Regions from separate parts of the Homo sapiens genome. Here region 2 is linked to region 1. A link is a loop called in an ENCODE intact Hi-C map of the cell type or tissue named here. Cell type or tissue: heart left ventricle. All regions are shown on one strand. Each heading gives the region's core, and the rest is flanking DNA. Links, peaks and the distances in the headings are about the cores only. Region 1 overlaps PPP1R36 (protein phosphatase 1 regulatory subunit 36). Region 2 has its middle 65 kb from the start of PPP1R36.

Region 1 (9,755 bases), core at 1,110-9,109:
GAGCCAAGTCTGGCAGCAAGAGCCCTTCCTGGTTGAGAGCAAGATTTCACTGAGAGACCATGTCATTCAATCTCAAGCAGTGGAAAGTTTTAAAAATATCCGCTGAGATTCTGAGATTTCTTCCACATGCACTTTGGTCTCTCAAAGGAGACATTACAAGGGTTTGGGACAGATTCTCACCTGAGCCCAATTACTCTGGACAACAGAAAAAGGAACATTTTCTCAAGGTAACAAAAGTCAAACGGAAGCATCTTAAGGATGTGAGTCTATGATGGAGTGATGATCTAATGAAGTGTAAGTATCTGCTTACTTTCCACAGCACATGTGATGCTTATCCGGCACGGCCAAGCCCAGCACAAGGATACAGTACTTCTGCGCCAAGTACCTCTGTGCTGCTTCTAATTCACTTAAAACCAATTCCATTTCTTTTTTCTCTACAAGGCCTCTGATGGGGAGGACAAAAAAAAGAGAATTTGGGTTAATTGTCATAAGTGCCTATATTAACTAGCAAAAAGTCAGAATTATAAACTTTTCTTCTTTTCTTTAAGACAGAGTCTTGCTCTGCTACCTAGGCTGGAGTGCAGTGGTGCGATCACAGCTCACTGCAGCCTCAACCTCCAGGGCTCAAGCAATCCTCCTGCCTCATAGGCGCATGCCACCATGCCTGGCTAATCTTTTTTTATTTTGTGTAGAGGCAGGGTCTCACTCTGTTGTCCAGGCTAATCTTGAACTCCTGGACTCAAGTGATCCTCCCCTTGGCCTCCCAAAGTGTTGGGATGGCAGGCGTGAGCCAGTGTGCCCAGCCATAAACTATTCTGAAAGAAATACAAGTGAGTCAACAGACTTCACTTACCAATGAGTTTATGTTATTTAAGCAATGGTATAGGAAAATCCTTAAAGTCCCTTCATATTTAATCATTGGAATCAGCATCTCAAGCTTATGGTGTATTTTTGCTTTTTTTTTTTTTTTTTTTTTTTTTTTTTTTGAGACAGAGTCTCGCTGTGTCGCCCAAGCTGGAGTGCAAGTGGCATGAACTCGGCTCACTGAGACCTCCACCTCCCGGGTTCAAGGAATTCTCCTGCCTCAGCCTCCCGAGTAACTGGGATTACAGGTGCCTACCACCATGCCTGGCTAATTTTTGTATTTTTAGTAGAGACAGGGTTTCACCATGTTGGCCAGGCTGGTCTTGAACTCCCGACCTCAAGTGATCCACCCACCTTGGCCTCCCAAAGTGCTGGGATTACAGGCATGAACCACCACACCCGGCCTATTTTCGCTTTTTTAATAGATTATGTTATGTATCCTCAATTTTATATGCAGGTAGTCCTAATTTATATAGAACAGCTCAATTAACAAATTATCTATACTGGTTGCTCAGGCGGTTAGCAGCCTACTTTCCTGCTATTTTCCTAAAACAACCGTGGAGGCTACGTACCTCAGCTTCCCCTGCGTTCCCTATGTCACTACTGAGCTTGGGGGCTCAACATGTGAACAAGGACCAACTCTCCATTTTGAGTGTAGCTGTGTTTGCTAAGAAGGCATCTGTGAACTACTACTCTGGGAACTTTGGCATCAGTTACAATAACACTGCTTCCCTGTGAAACCAGCTGCAGTTCCAATTGAATTGCAAATGAACTTTCACAAAGACAAACTGTTCTTAGGTTACAGCATGTCTGAAGCCAAATTTTAAGTTTCTGCTATACAATACAGTAGGAAATATTGCTGATGATACATTCCAATGTACTGTTATTGAAAAGTGAGTTGTACTCTTATGGAAAAGTGAGGTGTCACTAGACACCAAATGATATTTACTCTAAACAGGGACAAATGACTGCCCCTTCTGATATAACCATTGGACTGACTCCATGAAGTCAGCAAGAACAGTTATTATTATCCTTAATACAAAGACAAACTGTATTATCCTTAATACACCCCCTTCCCCTCATGGCATGGAGGATATAACCCAAACACACCCCTCCAGATGCACCCCAGTGGCCACACCCCTGTGCCTGTTTCCTTCAGCAGCTCCACCCTCACTGGTCACCCTACTCTGCCAGAGCTGCCAGTAGCTAATATTCTTCTTTTGCTGTAGAAAACAACCAAATCAAACTACAGCCACCAAGGAATGCCTTGAAGCTTTTAGGCCAATGCTTCTCAAGTTTTAATAAACCTATGAATTATGAAAGAATCACTGGGGATACTTGCTAACAGTGCAAATTCCCAGTGCAACCCTCTCTCCAAGATTCTGGCTCAGGAGTCTGGGTCTAGCCCAGGAAATTTAAAACAATCTTCCCAAATGATTCCAAGGCAAGTGGTCCCTAGACCCCATATGCACATATACATAAAGAACTGATGTGTTGAAATGGAAAAAAAAGGAAAAAGCTATGAAAAAAAAATACTCAAGAGAAGCTAACCTATATACAAAACTCCAGGCAGAGGTGGCCTGTTTGCACCACATTTCTGTGTCTGGAAACCATTCCCCCATACTGTTTTCATCTAATTTTGTAAAACTGCCTTAAATACAAAGCCAGTTAGTGGTTCACTTTTAAAGCACATTCTTTAAAAGTGCAAACAATAATGCTGACAAAATTTTGTTGAAACGGATGCGCTTATGCATTGCTTGTAACAGAAAATTGGCATAATCCTTTGGGGAAAAAAACTGAAAATAATTTCAAGAGCCATAGAAATTATCATAAATTTTGATCCAATATCATCTCTCCTGGAAATTTATTCTTTTAAAAAAATCATCCAAAATTAGGAGGAAACTTTTATGCATGAGGATATTCAATGCAATCATTATTTATATATCAGAAAAATTAGAAACTGCCAAAATATATAAAATAGAAGGTGATATGGTTTGGCTGTGTCCCCACCCAAATCTCATCTTAAATTGTAGCTCCCATAATTCCCATGTGTCATGGGAGGGACCCAATGGGAGGTAACTGAATCATCGTGGCGGGTCTTTCCCATGCTGTTTCATGATAGTGAATAAGTTTCATGAGATCTGATAGTTTTATGAGGGGTGTTCCCCTGCGCATGCTTTCTTGCCTGCCACCATGTAAGACATGCTGTTGCTCCTCATTCGCCTTCCACCATGATTGTGAGGCCTCCGCAGCCATGTGGAACTGTGAGTCCATTAAGCCTCTTTCCTTTATAAATTACCCAGTTGGGTATGTCTTTATTAGAAACATGAGAACAGACTAATACAGAAGGATAAAGGGAGCAGCAATACGGTCAGGTATTGTTTAAGGACTTGATGCTTATTAACCTAACTTATGAGTGAGTCTTCCACGAGATGTAACCCAAGCATCAAAATCTGTACCCTTAACCACTATAATATACTGCCTCTTAGTAGGTAAGTCAATTCACACACATTGGCTTGATGGAAAACTATGCTACCATTAAAAATTATAATTATGAAGATTATAGTAACTTGAAAGTACATATGATATTATGTTTAAAAGTACATACAGGCTGGGCACGGTGGCTCAGGCTTATAATCCCAGCACTTTGGGAGGCTGAGGTGGGTGGATCACCTGAGGTCAGGAGTTCAAGGTCAGCCTGGCCAACATGGTGAAACTCTATCCCTACCAAAAATATAAAAAATTAGCCAGGCATGGTAGCACATGCCTGTAGTGTCAGCTACTCAGGAGGCTGAGGCAGGAGAATCACTTGAACCCGGGAGGCAGAGGTTACAGTGAGCCGAGATTGTGCCACTGCACTCCAGCTTGGTTGATGGAGCAAGACTCCGTTTCAAACAAACAAACAAACAAACAAACAAACAAACAGTACATACATAATTGTTCAGAAGCTAAAAATTCTAATTACGGACAGATAAACTCTGGAAAACAGTGCAGTTGATTGGTGGGAAGTGCTGGGCATGTTGTACAGTGATTAAGGCACAAGCCTTGGAGTTAAACAGACCTGGGTTCTAATATCAGTTCCACCTAGGAACTGTAATGTCATCTCCTAGGTATGGTACGTAATCCCCAACAAACTATTTAACCTCTGTGAGCCTTAATTTCTTCATCTGTAAAATAGGGATAAGGCTTCTTCTTTTGGAAGTAGGGCTTTTAATCACCTGACATCAATTAAGTGTACCGTTGCCATCCATCTTCACCCTTTTCTGCTTTCCTCTCACGGCTGTAGGCTTTCCTCCCAAGTGCCATGCACTGGGTTAAGATACACTGTCTCATCTACTTCTGTATAATAACTCTGTGAATTAAATGCTATTACTATCCCTATGCTCTATCTTGGTATTTGAAATCAGTTTTTTTCTTCTGTGCAGATACCTCAATGCAATCAATATTTAATTCTATTATAGTAAGTAAACCAACTGACCACAGGAAGCCTGAAAATAAAAAGTTGTAATTTTTATTTTTAGAATCACACCATAAACTCCATACTTTTTTTTTTTAAGGCGGAGTCTCGCTCTGTCGCCCAGGCTGGAGTGCAATGGTGCCATCTCGGCTCACTGCAACCTCTGCCTCCCAGGTTCAAGTGATTCTCTTGCCTCAGCCTCCTGAGGAGCTGGGATTACAGGAGTGTGCCACCACGCCTGGCTAATTTTTGTATTTTTAGTAGAGATGGGGTTTCACCATGTTGGTCAGGCTGGTCTCGAACTCCTGACCTCGTGATCCACTCGCCTTGGCCTCCCAAAGTGTTGGGATTACAGGCATGAGCCACCGTGCCCGGCCAAAATCCATACTTTTAAGGCTTCAATTGGTTTGTTTTTGTCAATCTGAGTAACTGATTCCTTCTAAGGAACAGTCTACCTTATACCACTGTGTTCTAGTATGTTTAGTGCATCTTCAACTAGAAAACCTGTCTTATTATCTATTCTTATCAATTAAGAAAGTAGGCCAGGCACGGTTACTCACACCTGTAATCCTAGCACTTTGGGAGGTTGGGGCAGGCAGATCACCTGAGGTCAGGAGTTCGAGACCAGATTGGCCAACATGGTGAAACCCCATCTCTACTAAAAATATAAAAATTAGCTGGGCGTGGTTGTGGGCTCCTGTAATCCCAGCTACTCAGGAGGCTGAGGTGGGAAAATCACTTGAACCTGAGCGGTGGACGTTGCAGTGAGCCGAGATTGCACCACTGCACCCCAGCCTGGGTGACAGAGCCAGACTCCAACTCAAAAAAAAAAAAAGAAAAGAAAAAAGAAATTAAACAAATCTTTTTGCCAGATTAGCAATAAGCCTCAGAAGAGGAAATACGATAAAAAAATGTAATAAGCCAAAGTGCCAAAAATGTCTAATTACGTTTCATTTGGAAATAGTAAGAATCTTCAAACCTTCTAAGTCCACAGCTGGCTTTAAACCCTTTTGCTTGCTACCATAGAAACATTTCATGCTCTGGCTGCCCTGTTGTGAAATACAGTCCCAAAATAACACTGATATTGTATATTATGATGGCTTTACAGGAACAAGAGTTTTTAAATTATTTATTTGGTTCTTTACAAAACTATCCAGATACATTTATTCTATCCATAAGATGTTTTTCCAACTGCTTGATTGTATACAGGGTTTTGCATTTTGAAAACATCCTGCAGCAACAACTTAATTACTCTACCCAGCATTCCTAACAGCTAAATCATTGGGTTGGTTCCACACGTACTGGGGAGGGCAGCCTGGCGTGTGGAAAGTTCCATGGCTTGCAAAAGGTCACCAAGGCTGAGAGGCATTGTTCTGCTCTGTATTCTGAGTTCCCAGATTCTTGCCCTGGTGTACACCTCTGCGCCACTTCTGCCTAAAGCTAAAGCATTTAAATTCTTTATAAGTAGCCTAAGAAACCTTGAATTTTTTTTCCTGTGATGTGGAATGCCACTTTGGCCAAATATATTAATTTTTTTAATTCTTAGATTTTTTTTAATTGGATGCTTACAAGCCCTTTAGCAAGAACTTTGTAAGCATAAAAAGCACACAAACAACAACTATATCTGCACCTTCAAGATGGTTGCCACTAGCCACATGTGGCTACTGAGAATGTGTCTAGTATGAATTGAGATATATTATAGGTATAAAATAGACACCAGACTTACTACAAAAAAGTAACACATCTCATTAATAACTTGATATATCAACTACTGTTGCATGATAATATTTTTTGCATCACTGGGTTAAATAAAAGACACTATTAAAATTAATTTCACATGTATCTTATTACATTTTTAAGATATGTTTACCAGAAATTTAAAATTACATACATGGCTTTCATTATCTCATTACTGTGCAATGCTAGTCTGTATCAGTTGGAATATTTTGTTGCTGGACTACACATATAAATTATCCAGTGAGCTTTAAAAACTGACACACTCTTCCCATGTAAAATGTCTTAGTACATCTCAAAGATTTAAAAATTTCCATCATCTCTTTATCCTAGACAAAAGTTACTTTTAATACTGGCAGTGATAAAACTCTAAAGCACACTATAAAATCTTACTTACACCATATAGCTTTTGGGTTTCTTTTCCAGTGAGTTTTTTTCCAAGTAATGGGATAAGTAGTACAATAATGCCATGAGGAAATTATCAAGATTCTTATTCCTATGGGGAGATTTGAAACAACAAAAAAAGAGTCAATGCTAACCTATTTCAAATGTAAGATTTCTCATAAAAAATATATGAGCACACAACACAAGAATAAGTAGAAAACTATGTTATCATGCCTATCAAAGAACTAATTTACCACTTAAAATTATATCTACTATATATTTAAAAATTTAAGAAATCTGGTTTTTGTAAGTAAAACTTTTGGAGAGGTCAAACACTAAATTCTTATAGTTGTGCTTACTAATTAATTTTAATTTTTAAAAAGTTATTATACAATATATTTCCATTGTTTAAAAAATGTAGAGAAATGTATCAAGTAAAAATTCTCTCCTCCTACCTCTGTCACCATCCTACTCCCTAGTGGTAACCACTATTAAGAGTTTGGTATGGGCCAGGCACAGTGGCTCATGCCTGTAATCCCAGCACTTTGGGAGGCCAAGGTGGGTGGATAACTTGATGTCAGGAGTTCGAGACCAGCCTGGCGAAACCCCATCTCTACTAAAAATTACAAAAATTAGCCGGGCGTGGTGGTGCATCCCTGTAATCCCAGCTAGTTGGGAGGCTGAGGCAGGAGAATCGCTTGAACCCAGGAGGTGGAGGTTGCAATGAGCTGAGATTGTGCCACTGCACTCCAGCCTGGGCAAAAGAGCGAGACTCCATCTCAAAAAAAGAAAAAAAAAGAGTTTGGTATGAATCCTTTCTAAACTTTCGAAAACATAGACAATCACATGTAACATCCTCCTCCACCAACATATACACATGTACATGAATATATGCCTTCAAAATGTTTTTTGGTAATAAGTGGCGTAATACTATACATACAATTCTTTGCAACTTGCTTTTGTCACTTTTCTGCGTAGCATAGACCTCTTTCTATGATATTATATGTAGATTTCCGTCTTTCTTTTAAAGAGCTGAATAGAATATTCTATACCTCATATTTACCTAGTTTTCTATTGTGGGTATTTGGTTTTTTTAAAAATATTATAGACAGAAGTGAAATTGCTACCACAGAGTGTATGTGCCTTGCTCTCCAAAAAGGCTGCACTGATTTACAATGTTCTCTCATTTGTTTTTAACTAGAAGTCACTGTTTTCTTTCTAAATATTTTTCAAGACTTTTGCTGCCTTCTTTGTGGCCCCAGATGGAAATTCTTTCTCTGGCATTGCTTTACTGAACTATACCTAAAGAGCAGGATGAGGGTGAGCATTACAGATTTTCTTTTCAAGATATTAATAACTCCCTGTCTCAGGCTGGGTTCCCCCAGCAACAGACACTGGGCCAAATACTTGAAAGTGAACAGTTTAGTTGGGAGTGATCTCAGGAAACATCAGTAAGAAAGTGGGGAAATGAGACAGGAAAGGAAAGGAAGCCAACAAAGAGGCTGTTAACAATTAAGTGGAGTTCAGTCCTGCAGTGACTCTGGGAGACAGTGTAGAAAACATCTCAAGAGTTTACCTATCAACTCCTCCACCAGCAGGGCACTGAATGAGGGCTGCTTCTAGGGCACTGATTCCCTAGCTCTGAACTTGCCCTGCAGTCAGGCTGAGTGTGTGCCTGTGGTGGAATGAGCCCTTCAGGCCGAGTCTCAGGCAGTTGCCACAAGCAGCCTGTATGTGTGTGCAGAGGGAATGGGGAGGGGTGCAAATGGCATCGGGCACCCAACTCTCACTGAGCGTTCGCGGTGCTGAGGCCACGTGAGGCACAGCCACGCATAGCCATACAAAGGGCCCACAATTACACAATTACTTCCCAATTTTGTAGCTGAGGAGACTGAGGCTTACAAAGGTCAAGAAACTTACCCAGAGTCACACACCTAGCACATCCTGGGGCTGCCAAACATAACTAGTAGAGAAAAGTGATCTTCAGTAAATGGGTATATCTTTTTTTTTTTTTTTTTGAGAGGGAGTCTTGCTCTGTCGCCCAGGCTGAAGTGCAATGGCATGATCTTGGCTCACTGCAACCTCTGCCTCCCAGGTTCAAGCGATTCTCCTGCCTCAGCCGCCAAAGTATCTGGGATTACAGGCATCTGCCACCACGCCTGGCTAATGTTTGTATTTTTCTTTTTTTTTGGTCTGAGAGAGTCTTGCTCTGTCACCCAGGCTGGAGCGCATTGGCACAATCTCAGCTCACTGCAACCTCCGCCACCCAGGTTCAAGTAATTCTCCTGCCTCAGCCTCCCAAGTAGCTGGGATTACAGGCGCCCACCACCACGCCCAGCTAATTTTTGTATTTTTAGTAGAGACGGGGTTTCACCACGTTGGCCAGTCTGGTCTCAAACTCCTGACCTTGTGATCCACCTGCCTCGGCCTCCCAAAATGTTGGGATTACAGGCGTGAGCCACCGCACCTGGCCAGTAAATGGGTATATCCTTTAACTATTATATAAAAATAGCACAGTCCATGTGAGACTCTGACAGCATGCTCTCCATACTACTTGCCCTGGGATTTTATCTGGGGTTCCCATGACTTCTGGCTTCCTCTCCCTGACTCTTTGGTCGCAGTCTTTGTGACTAGGTCCTGAGAGGATGGCTTGCATAGAGCCAGCCTCACGCTCTTCCTCTAAAAATCAGATTTGTCATCACTTATCAGATGAAGTTACTGAAAAATAAAGGATAAAAGATCTAAAATGACTCATAAGCAATAGATACCTCATAAATGTTGTAAAAGAACAGATCCGCTGCATCTCAGTATCTTGTAGCAAAAGCAAAGTAACAACTGAAAAGAGAAAATGAACAATTGAGAGAGGGACAAAGAGCTACCTTAGAGAGTCACACAAGATACGTTTATGTATGGATGTTATATGTAGATGGGCGGATGTTTATGTATGGATATGTGTATGTATGTACAGATGTATGTTTATGTATGCATAAAGAAACAGTTACTCACATTTAACATCATCCAGTGTAATGGTGCCCTGTTGACCTCGTTTCTCTACAGCTTTAGCTGACTTATCATCTTTTGCAGCAAGTCTTTTATCTGTCAACCTGTTTTGGAATATAACAGTTTCTAGTAGTGTTTTAATATATTTTAGTTGTATTTAATCTATCCTGAGGTGCAGGAAGCATTTATTAAAAAGTAATAAGAGCCTGAGTGTCATACATGGGTTTTGTTTGATGTACGATCATTTTGGAATGCTTTTTATTAAACATTTTATTTACTATATTAAGGCAAGAGGGATGTTCACTGCCTGATATAA
Region 2 (9,755 bases), core at 1,278-9,277, 44 kb before region 1:
AAATGTGAGCCAACATTGCTTTTGCGCTTCCTATGTGCCAGGCACTAGATTAGGTGCTTTATGTGCAGTAGCCACTTTAATATTTGGAGTGACCCTATGAGGCTTATTATTATCCCAGTTTTGCAGATGAGGAAATAGAGGCGTAGAGGGGTTAAATAACTTACTTGAGGTCACACAGCTCACGTGTGTGACTGGAGCCTCTCTGACCAGATCCATATGATGTGGAACCACATACTCCAGTCATTCCTTGTGCCCTCCCCCTCCCCCATGCCAAACAGCTCTCATAATTGTGCTAATACTGTGCCCCACTAATAATACCTCTGCTCTGCTTATTATATCCACACCTGCACCTATAGCTGATCACACTGGTGCTTTGGAAGTTGTGTACACCAGGTCACAAGGAATATGAGTGACTCTCCTGGGGCACCCAACTGAGGAAGGCAGTGTCGTGTGGGGAAAAGGACACCAGACTGGAGTTTATAAGGGCTGAGTTCTAGCTTGAAATCTCCCATGAACAGCCTTATGACCATGGGCAAGTCACTTAACCTCCCTGGGCCTCTGCCTGAGCTCACCTGTGCAGGCACTGGCAACTCTTTAGCATCCATTACCCCCATTCAATCATAAGGCCTCCCTCTGGTGAGATTCGTTGAGACCGTGTATTTAAACATAGAACCACTAAAGCCACTCAGCTGCTAGAACAGCCTGCCTAAGTGGAATCCCTGCCCTGCTGGCTGTGAAAGCCTAAGTAATTTTTTTAACTCGCTTTGCCTCAATCTCCCCTCTGCAGAATGGACCTATCTCGTAGGTTGCTGTAAAGATTAAAGAGATAATGCCTGGAACAGCGTAAGCAGTACATAAGTGTTGTTATTACTGTTAACAACATGTAATCTATACATTCTCATATCTAGGTTCGTTTTTCCTGTTGTCTAAGCCCGGTTCTGGCTGTCTCACCCATGGTGATGGAATCAATTTCCTGCAGGCCTCTGGCTGTCTACAGAAGTTTGCTCAGAGCCAGTGTGACAGCTGACTCCTGCTCATTGAGAAGAGACCCTTCTGCCTCTTGGTTTATTGCAAATCGATTTTACTGTGGGCAACAAGCTTTCCCAGAAATACCTAACACTGGTATGATGTCTGGAGTGAGATTCCATTGTGTGTGTTCACAAAAATGCACTTATGATCTGAAACCTGGACAGAACCAGTGATGCAGGAAGAGGGGAAGTTGAAGGGGAGGGTGTCCTACAGGCATTATCTGCTCTTTATTTATTTATTTATTTATTTATTTATTTATTTATTTATTTATTTTTTGAGACAGAGTTTCGCTCTTGTTGCCCAGGCTGGAGTGTAATGGCTTGATCTCGGCTCACTGCAACCTCCGCCTGCCGGGATCAAGCGATTCTCCTACCTCAGCCTCCCAAGTAGCTGGGACTACAGGCATGGGCCACCATGCCCGGCTAATTTTGTATTTTTAGTAGAGACGGAGTTTCTCCATGTTGCTTAGGCTGGTCTTGAACTCCCGACCTCAGGTGATCCACCCGCCTCAGCCTCCCAAAGTGCTGAGATTACAGACGTGAGCCACTGCACCTGGCCCATCTGCTCTTTATTTTAGAGACTGAGAGCTCAGTTCCTTGCTCCTATTTTAATAAAATTGCCACAATCGCACATTGCTTTTAACCTGCAGGCAAACCGTACTAATTAAGACCAGGTGGGCTTTGTAAAGTGTCAGTATTTTAGGCTATTTTATTCAATTCAAAATATTTTCTAATTTCCCTTGTGATTTATTCTTTGGTCCATAGGGTATTTGGAAGTATATTGTTTAATTTCCAAATACTAAGGGATTTTCCAGTATCTTTCTCTTGTTGATTTCTGGTTTAATTCCGTAGTGGTCAGAGAACATACTTTGATTTCAGTTCTTTTAAATTCGCTAACATTCGTTTATGGCCCAAATTATAGTGGGACATATTTTGTGTGCATTTGAAAAGAATCAGTATCTACTGTAGTTGGGTAGAATGTACTGTAAATAAATGTCAATTAGGTTAAGTTGGTTGATAGGGCTCTTTAGGTCTTCTCTATTCTTACTATTTTTCTGTCTGCTTTGTGTATTTGTTCTTTTGATATCTCCATCTGTAATTATGGATTTTTCTGTTTCCTCCATTACTATCAGTTTTTGTTTTATGTGCTTTGAGACTCTGTTGTTAGGTACATACACATTTAGGATTGTTAGACCTTCTTGAGAAATCTACTCCTCTATCATAGGGTAATATACCTCTTAACCCTGTCAATATTCCTTGTTTTGAAATCTACTCCGTCATTCTTTTGATTAAGGCCAGCATGTTTTATCCCTCTCCATCCTTTTACTTTTAATCTGTTTCTCTTCATAGGCAGCTTGAGTTGGATCTACCTTTTTATATTCAATCTGACAACTTCTTCCTTCGAACTAGGATGATTCAGACTGTGTAATATAATGTAATTATGGATATGTTGGATTTAAAGCTACCAACTTACTAGTTGTTTTCCATTTGTTACATCCTTGTTATTTTTTTCTCTTGTCTTCTTGTGAATTGAGTATTAACATTTTTTGTTATTCCACTTTATCTCCACTTAAACTATGTTAATTGAAAGTGTTCCCATGCATACTGAACCCAAATTAATGATTCTTTTTATGTCTTGCCAGTAGAGTTTCATATTATTTTCATCAAAAGAGTGTGGACTTTGGAGCCAACGAAACCTGTATTTGAAACTTGACTCTACCACTAACTGGCTGCGTGGCCTTTCTCAGTGTAACCTCTATAGAATTTATTTCTTCATTTGTAAATTGGGATGATCATTCTGACTTTTCAAAGTACCACAAGAATCAGGCTTACCATTCTTCTTACCATAAGAATCACAGAGGCTTATGCCTACCATCCTAGCACTTTGGGAAGCTGAGGTGGGTGGAGCCCAGGAATTTGAGACCAGCCTGGACACCATGGCAAAAACTCATCTCTACAAAAAATAGAAAAATTAGCTGGGCATGGTGGCATGCACCTGTGGTCCCAACTAATGAGGAGGCTGAGGTGGGAGGATCACTTGAGCCCGGGAGGTCAAGGCTACAGTGGGCTGTGACCTCACCACTGCACGCCACAGCCTGGGCAACAGAGTGAGACCCTGTCTCAAAAAAAAGAAAAAAGAATCAAATGAAAAATTTATTTAAAGTACCTAGCATAGGTCCAGAACATAATAAATGCTTACTTAATGCTATTTGCTTACATTCTTTTTATTTATTTATTTATTTATTTATTTATTTATTTTTCTTTGTGAGACAGAGTCTTGCTCTGATTCCCAGGCTGGAGTGCAATGGCGCGATCTCGGCTCAATGCAGCCTCCGCCTCCTGGGTTCAAGCGCTTCTCCCTGCCTCAGACTCCCAAGTAGCTGTGATTACAGGTGCCCACCACCACGCCTGGCTAATTTTTGTATTTTTAGTAGACATGCGGTTTTGCCACGTTGGCCAGGCTGGTCTTGAACTCCTGACCTCAGGTGATCCGCCCACCTTGGCTTCCCAAAGTGCTGGGATTACAGGTATGAGCCACTGCACCCGGACTATTTATTTTCTATATAGCTCTGTTTCTAAAAGGGATTTGAGCACTATCAAGGAAGCAAATACCTACCTGGCCTATTAAGCCCAGGGCAGACATTGCTAATCAATCACAGTACTGTTTCTAAATAAACTCAAGATACAACCTTTTTTCTTTTCCTTCCTTCCTATTTTTTAATGCATAATCTTTCTCAGCATTGTGTCTGTCAGAGATTAGCCATAATTTTAAAAAACAGAAAAACCCATGTATCACCAAGGACTAACACATCAACCTGCATTAAAGTCTTTTTGGTACATTTATTATTTTAAATGGGTTAAATCCTCCCTTCCTCTGACAACATTTTACTTTGTTCATTTATTTAGCAAACTCTTCTCTAAAGGTATCACAAAGGAAAACTTCAGTTTATTCAGCTCCAATGATCCCAAAAGCAGCATCAATGAGATTTTTATTTGGCATCTGTGAAACCAGACACCAGAGAAGAGAAGGGGGTGAAAGTTGGGGAGTAAGCCAGAGGTCAGGGGCGGGGACACAGGGCTGCCTCATCACATTCTCATTTTAGGAACTGACATGAGCATGTGACAAGGGCATGGAGTCTCGTGACAGGTACCAACTATTCCTCCTGGGGCTTCGGGTATCATTTAGCCACGGATGGACAAAGGACAATCTGTCATTTACTTTGAAAAAAACCTTGACCTTGTGTCCTAGGAAAGCACTGAACACTCTTCCTTCAGCTGCCTCTTCCCAGCCCAGCTCTGAAAAGAATGATTTCCTGTTAATCATGCTGGAGCTGTCTGCCATTTCTAGTCTTGCTGGTGCCTGAGAACATACATGCAGCTTTGTCCCTTCAGGGTCCTGAGCCTGCTGGGCTGGGACCGGCCTCGTCAGTGGCACAGCCACTACCCTTCTTGCAACCCCAGGAGAGGCTGATTTATCACAGGATTCGCTTATTATTTATGAAAATATCTGAGAGAGAACAAATACGCTGCCTGAAGGGAAATTTAAGGAGCTCCCCTAACCACTGCTCAGCCTGAATCTGCAGGGGCACCTGGTGTCCTCAGCCTGCAGTTTTCCTCCTCCATGCCCTCCTTGTTCTACGATTTCTCCCTATCGTTCTGGTCATGAAAAACTTAGTAACAACATTCAGGGGGTTGGAGCTTCTTGAATTCTTCCACATTACTTGTATTCTATACTTTCATCTATTTGGGACATAGAATAAACTGGAATGAGTACCTACTTCTAACATGCTTCTGTGGGTTTGAGGTGGTATTACCAGAACCCTTAGAAACAGGGTTTAAGGAAAGAGTTTCCTCCCACTCGTTTCATCAGAGACAGGACATCTTGTGTTGGCATTTGGTGTTCTGCTATTTAGAAAATGGTCTTGGTCCAAATGCGTAAGAATGGTTGTAAACACACACACACACACACACACACACACACACAGCAGGATTCTTACTCTGAAATCCTCTGTAAGGCAGAGGTACAGCTTAAGCCCATGGCCTCTGACTTCTTGTTTCCTTTGAATACTGCTTTATGTTAGTTTTCATTTGGGATGTCATAGCACTATACCAACACTGCTTAGGTAAAATACAATAGTAACAGTACAAAAATCCCTCAAACATGAAGAAAGCTTCTACTTTATGCCATCTGCTTTCACATGCAATCTCTCATTCCAACCTTAACGCAGTCCTCTGGGCATGATCAAGTCATTATTCAGAAAACTTGGGTACTAATAACAGCCTACCCAGGGTAATGCACCACTAAGAGGCAGAGCTGAGATTTGAACACAGGCCTAGAAGCTGATTCTAAATCCAGTGCTTGTTCAACTATTCTTGATCCATAAAAGGTGCATTACTTCCCTAAGACCACAATCATGAAATGTGGATTTTTTTTCTCTATTAGACAATGGAGTCCATGTGACTTAACATGAATAACTTCTCAACACACAGGGCAGGAGAGGAACTGGAAGAGATAACTTATTCCATTCCCAGATTGCTTACTGACCAACACCAAGGCAGAACAGGGCTCTAGCAGAGCCAGGGAGTATCACCCGCTGCAACCAGCCCCTGGAATGAATGACCCATGTACCATTGGCAGGTGACTTTTGCCTGTACCATCATGCTCTGTGCTCCAGCCACGAGTGCCTGTCCCTGGACTTGGCAGAAACTCTCACTCCCTAGACCCCCCTCTCAGCTTCACCTTGAGAAATGCCCTCTTCTCTCCCTGACTTTCTGCAAGCTCATGTAAGTGGGCTTCTGTGAGCCTTTAGTGATTTCCCCAGGCAAAAACCATCAATCAAAGTGTGTGCTTCCATAGCAATTTGCACCTGAAATATGGCATCTATCACTTGATAGTAAAAGGAGCTATTTTTGTTTCTTCCTTTCCTTGTTAGTCTGTGAAATCTCTAAAGGCAGGGAACAAGAGTTATTTGTCTCTCTAGAGGCCTAGCACAGGTCCTTAATAATGTTCAGTTCAATGGAATGCAATTTATTTGAATTGAATTAAACTGGCACAGTAACACAAAATTTAGGCACAGATATGCTCTGGGGTATGTGATAAGGAGCATTTGGTAATCAAAAGGCCAAGAACCAAATATTCTCATAAGCCACATCCGGGTTTGCAAACCATGTGATTGAATATGTGTATTGTGTGCAAGGCAGCCACAGCTGGTGTATAAGATATATAATTTTGTGATATAAAAATGTGATAGAATGAGGCAATTTTCACATTATGCCTAAAATATTGTGTCAGTGAGATGTTTAACATAGACACCATGTGTTGTTGACAGAGTTGACTCAAAGCAGAACTATAAATTTAACGATAAGTTTGAGACAGTCTTTTAAACGGCTGGGAATAGAGTCAAGGATCCTCTCCAGGGGTCTGTTCTAGATCCTTAGTGATCAGCCAATAATCACACACTCCTTGGGGCTTTGTATCTATCATCTCATGCCATCCTTCCCACACACGTAGGAGGCAGAGACTATTGCCCTCCCAACTTCTTGGATGGGGAAACTGAGGCAGCTTGAGATTAAGGAACCTACCCAAGGCCTCAGAGGTGGTGAGTGGTGGAGCTGGGATCTGAACCCAGGCCCCAGAGTCCATGCTCTGTTTAGCACCATGGACTATACTCTAAGTCGCCCAGTCAATCTGCCTCAAGCGAACATGTCCTTACATCTAGTGTAATCTGAATGATCACATAGTTAGCTCTTGATTTCCAGTTGCGTCCGCTGTGGAAGACAGAAAAAGATATTCAGCACTCTCTTTATAATCTCACCATGAGTATTTGAAGACCAGTTTTTAAGTTGTTTCTGAGTTTTCCTTCTGTAGTTTAAACAATTCCAATTAGCTTAAAATTTCTCCAAGAGATCCTCTCACCCCATCTCTTAAGTCACCTATAGTTTTTGGGATACACTTTATTTTCGGGGGTAGACTTTCTAAATGATAAAGTTCAAAATGGCATGGGGGTGTTCTCCAGTTAGGGCCTGACCAATGCCATACATGGGAAGAGGATTCAGGAGGTTGGCTTATCTTTTCCTCATTAACATTCCAGCATTCCTAGTGATTCTCTATTGCTGAGTCATTTTGTACTTGTGATACAACTGCTAACTTTGAAAACTCCATAATATTTTTTTAAACAGTAGCTCTTATAAGTCATTTTTCATCTTGAATTTGTGGTATGGATCTTTTTTCTTTTCCTGTTTTGTTTTTTTAGTTTGCCAAGGCCAATCTGAAAGGGACATATTGAGTTTAGTTCTCACTGTCTGGGATGTTAGCAACTCCACCTAATTTGGTATCATTCATCAAACACAAGATGCTTTTTCTCAATTCTATCATGTGGGTCACTGAGGAAGCTATTTATATAAACATCTTTTCCCATAAATATACTTTCCTGGCTTCCAGATACCATGGGAGTGATGAGCTGAGTACACATTTTAATTATTTCCAAGAACTGCAGTTGGTTATCTGAGCTTTATGCCGTTTTATGAAGAAACAATCAAAACTCATTTCCAAGTCTGAAGAAATGCTGCTGTTTGGCTTCAGTTCCTGGAGGACAACCAAAGCTGAATTTACCCTAAATACAGGAGGGACAGCAATGTTCTTTGGAAGCAAAAAGTTTGGCCTGGATATCTGGAACCTACTGAGAGGGCCCTACCCCAAGTCTGCTCCTAGGCTGCTGTTCCTTTTAATTACTGCCTAGCAGTGAAAAAATTACAATCTGGTAGCAAGCCAGGGCAACTATAAACTGAAGTACTGGAAGTCTTTAAACACAGGTTATTGTACTATTTATTTTAGATGTTGTCTCCTAGAAAAGTAAAGACAGGCTTTTTTTAAAAAAGGAAGTTCTAGGCCTTCTTGTTTGCTTTCCTATTTGTAGGATGTACTGTTTATGCCAATAAATCCCAGGCCTAGCTGATGAGTAAAACCACCTGAGGAGCATTTGGTAAATGTGTATGGTCAACCCCTCTCTAATCTCCACCATTATGGTGGTATTGAGAGGTGGAGGCAGGGCATCTCTATTAGTTAAAACCTCCCCCAAATTGTTTAAATTGATTATGATTAAATCCATGTAATAGAATACCAAGCAATCTTCTTTAAAATTAATTAAATCTAAACATGTTAATATGGAAAGATCTCACATTAGCCATACAGAATGTGTAGTAAGTTTCCATTTGACATAAATTTGTTATGTATACATACTTATATATACTTACTATACTATACACACATACATGTAACACATATATATCGTGTGTGTGTGCGTGTGTGTTGTGTGTAGTAACTCACGACAGGCACCAATCAGAAAGAATGCCACCTGTAGTGCCAGAACATCTGTGCATGGCATAACCCTTTAGATGATTGTAAAGAAGGGGGTCCCAGAAAAGGGGCCAGAGTGGCTGGGTCTCAGGGGCCTGGAGCAGTGTCTATTTACCAGCTTATATGGAAATATTTGAAGATATTCACAAGTAGATGAAGCTTAGTCCTTACATGCAGAAAATAATTCTGGAAGTATTCCCAAGAGACTGATACTAACAGCCTATCAATCAAGATTGGCTGATTTAAACAGAAAGATAAATTACTGGGTAAAAAGAATATTGGGTTCAGTCTCCAGAATGGCTAAGAAAACAGACAAGAATAAAGGGAGGGTGGACAACTAGCCACAGCCACAAGCAAGGCCGCACGACTGGCCAGTCCAATGAACCCCCTGCTGCTACCACCCGTGGTCACTAGATGCTGCTTCTGGTACCACAGCCACTTGAGGACTTTGCAGTAGCACTTAGCACATCCTCTTGTAACCATTTAGATATGCACCTGTTCTTCCCTCTGGACTGTGAGCCTCTTAAGCATAGGAAGAGCACCTTATTAATCTCTGGATTTCCAGCCTCCAACCCAGTCCCTGGCACAGAGTGAGCAGAATACTAAAAGAAATAAATGAGCAAACATAATTTAATTGCTAGATATTACATCAATGTAGGCAGAGAGAGTGAAAGCGGCATTTAGCTGTATGTGTCACTTTCAAACCTCAAAAATGAAAAGGTGCACATGCTTTCTCATTCTCTATTCTTCCATTGAAGGCTTGTCAGATGTGGCTTCAAAAAAAATGCATGGCTTGGGTTTCACGGTAGACTAGTTCTGTCCCTTTCTCTAAATTGAGCATTCTTTTTAGCAGAGATTTTTATAAAGCTATAATTCCATGAAGTTATCATCTTAACTTCAAATGTTAGGTCCAGATAAAGTGGGACTAGGAGTCAATTGAACTTCCATCTCTATTGAAATGTTTGTTTTGTCACATCAAAGAATGTCCAATCACATCTCTGAACCTTTCCTAAGCAAGCAACTTGAAACCAAACATGGCTCATATTGACCAGGGTTCTGGAGAGAAAAAGCAAATAGCAACTATATATTAATAATTGCAGTCATTTTCATACTCAGCCAGGAATCAGGGATATAAATCAGAATTCTGGCTTTGCTGGAACCACAAACAAACCATGTAACCCTTGCAAGTTTCACCTGCTTCTTCTAGACCACAGAGGAGTTAGAGAGTGGGAGGCTCTGAGGACAAAGGATAATAGCATGCTCATAACAATCATGATACAAAGAAAGTAGGCAGTCCTTATTTATGATTATATACATCTACCTAATACAATTCACTATAAAAGGTATAAGCTCAGAGAAATGAAAACTTA

The links. Peaks named below come from ENCODE experiments on the same cell type or tissue, not always from the same donor. Only the 100,000 strongest peaks of a DNase experiment are listed, where the experiment ranks them.
Region 2: it touches region 1 in a loop (2.0-fold over the local background); 8 of 110 quality-filtered maps call a loop at or near these places.

What each region holds. Positions count from the first base shown.
Region 1 is chr14:64,565,145-64,574,899 of GRCh38, reverse strand. It overlaps PPP1R36 (protein phosphatase 1 regulatory subunit 36), which reads right to left. Exons shown (of 12, transcript NM_172365.3): 5 at 9,446-9,543; 6 at 9,208-9,274; 7 at 6,453-6,551; 8 at 311-445. Among named protein-coding and RNA genes, the nearest start is that of PPP1R36, 20 kb to the right of the region's middle. RefSeq lists a silencer at 1,435-1,729 and an enhancer at 1,218-1,754. In heart left ventricle, for the core only: no CTCF peak of the experiment used is centred there; a DNase peak (open chromatin) is centred at 5,649; H3K27ac peaks cover 3,708 bases.
Region 2 is chr14:64,609,596-64,619,350 of GRCh38, reverse strand. No RefSeq gene overlaps it. Among named protein-coding and RNA genes, the nearest start is that of PPP1R36, 65 kb to the right of the region's middle. In heart left ventricle, for the core only: no CTCF peak of the experiment used is centred there; no DNase peak of the experiment used is centred there; H3K27ac peaks cover 2,266 bases.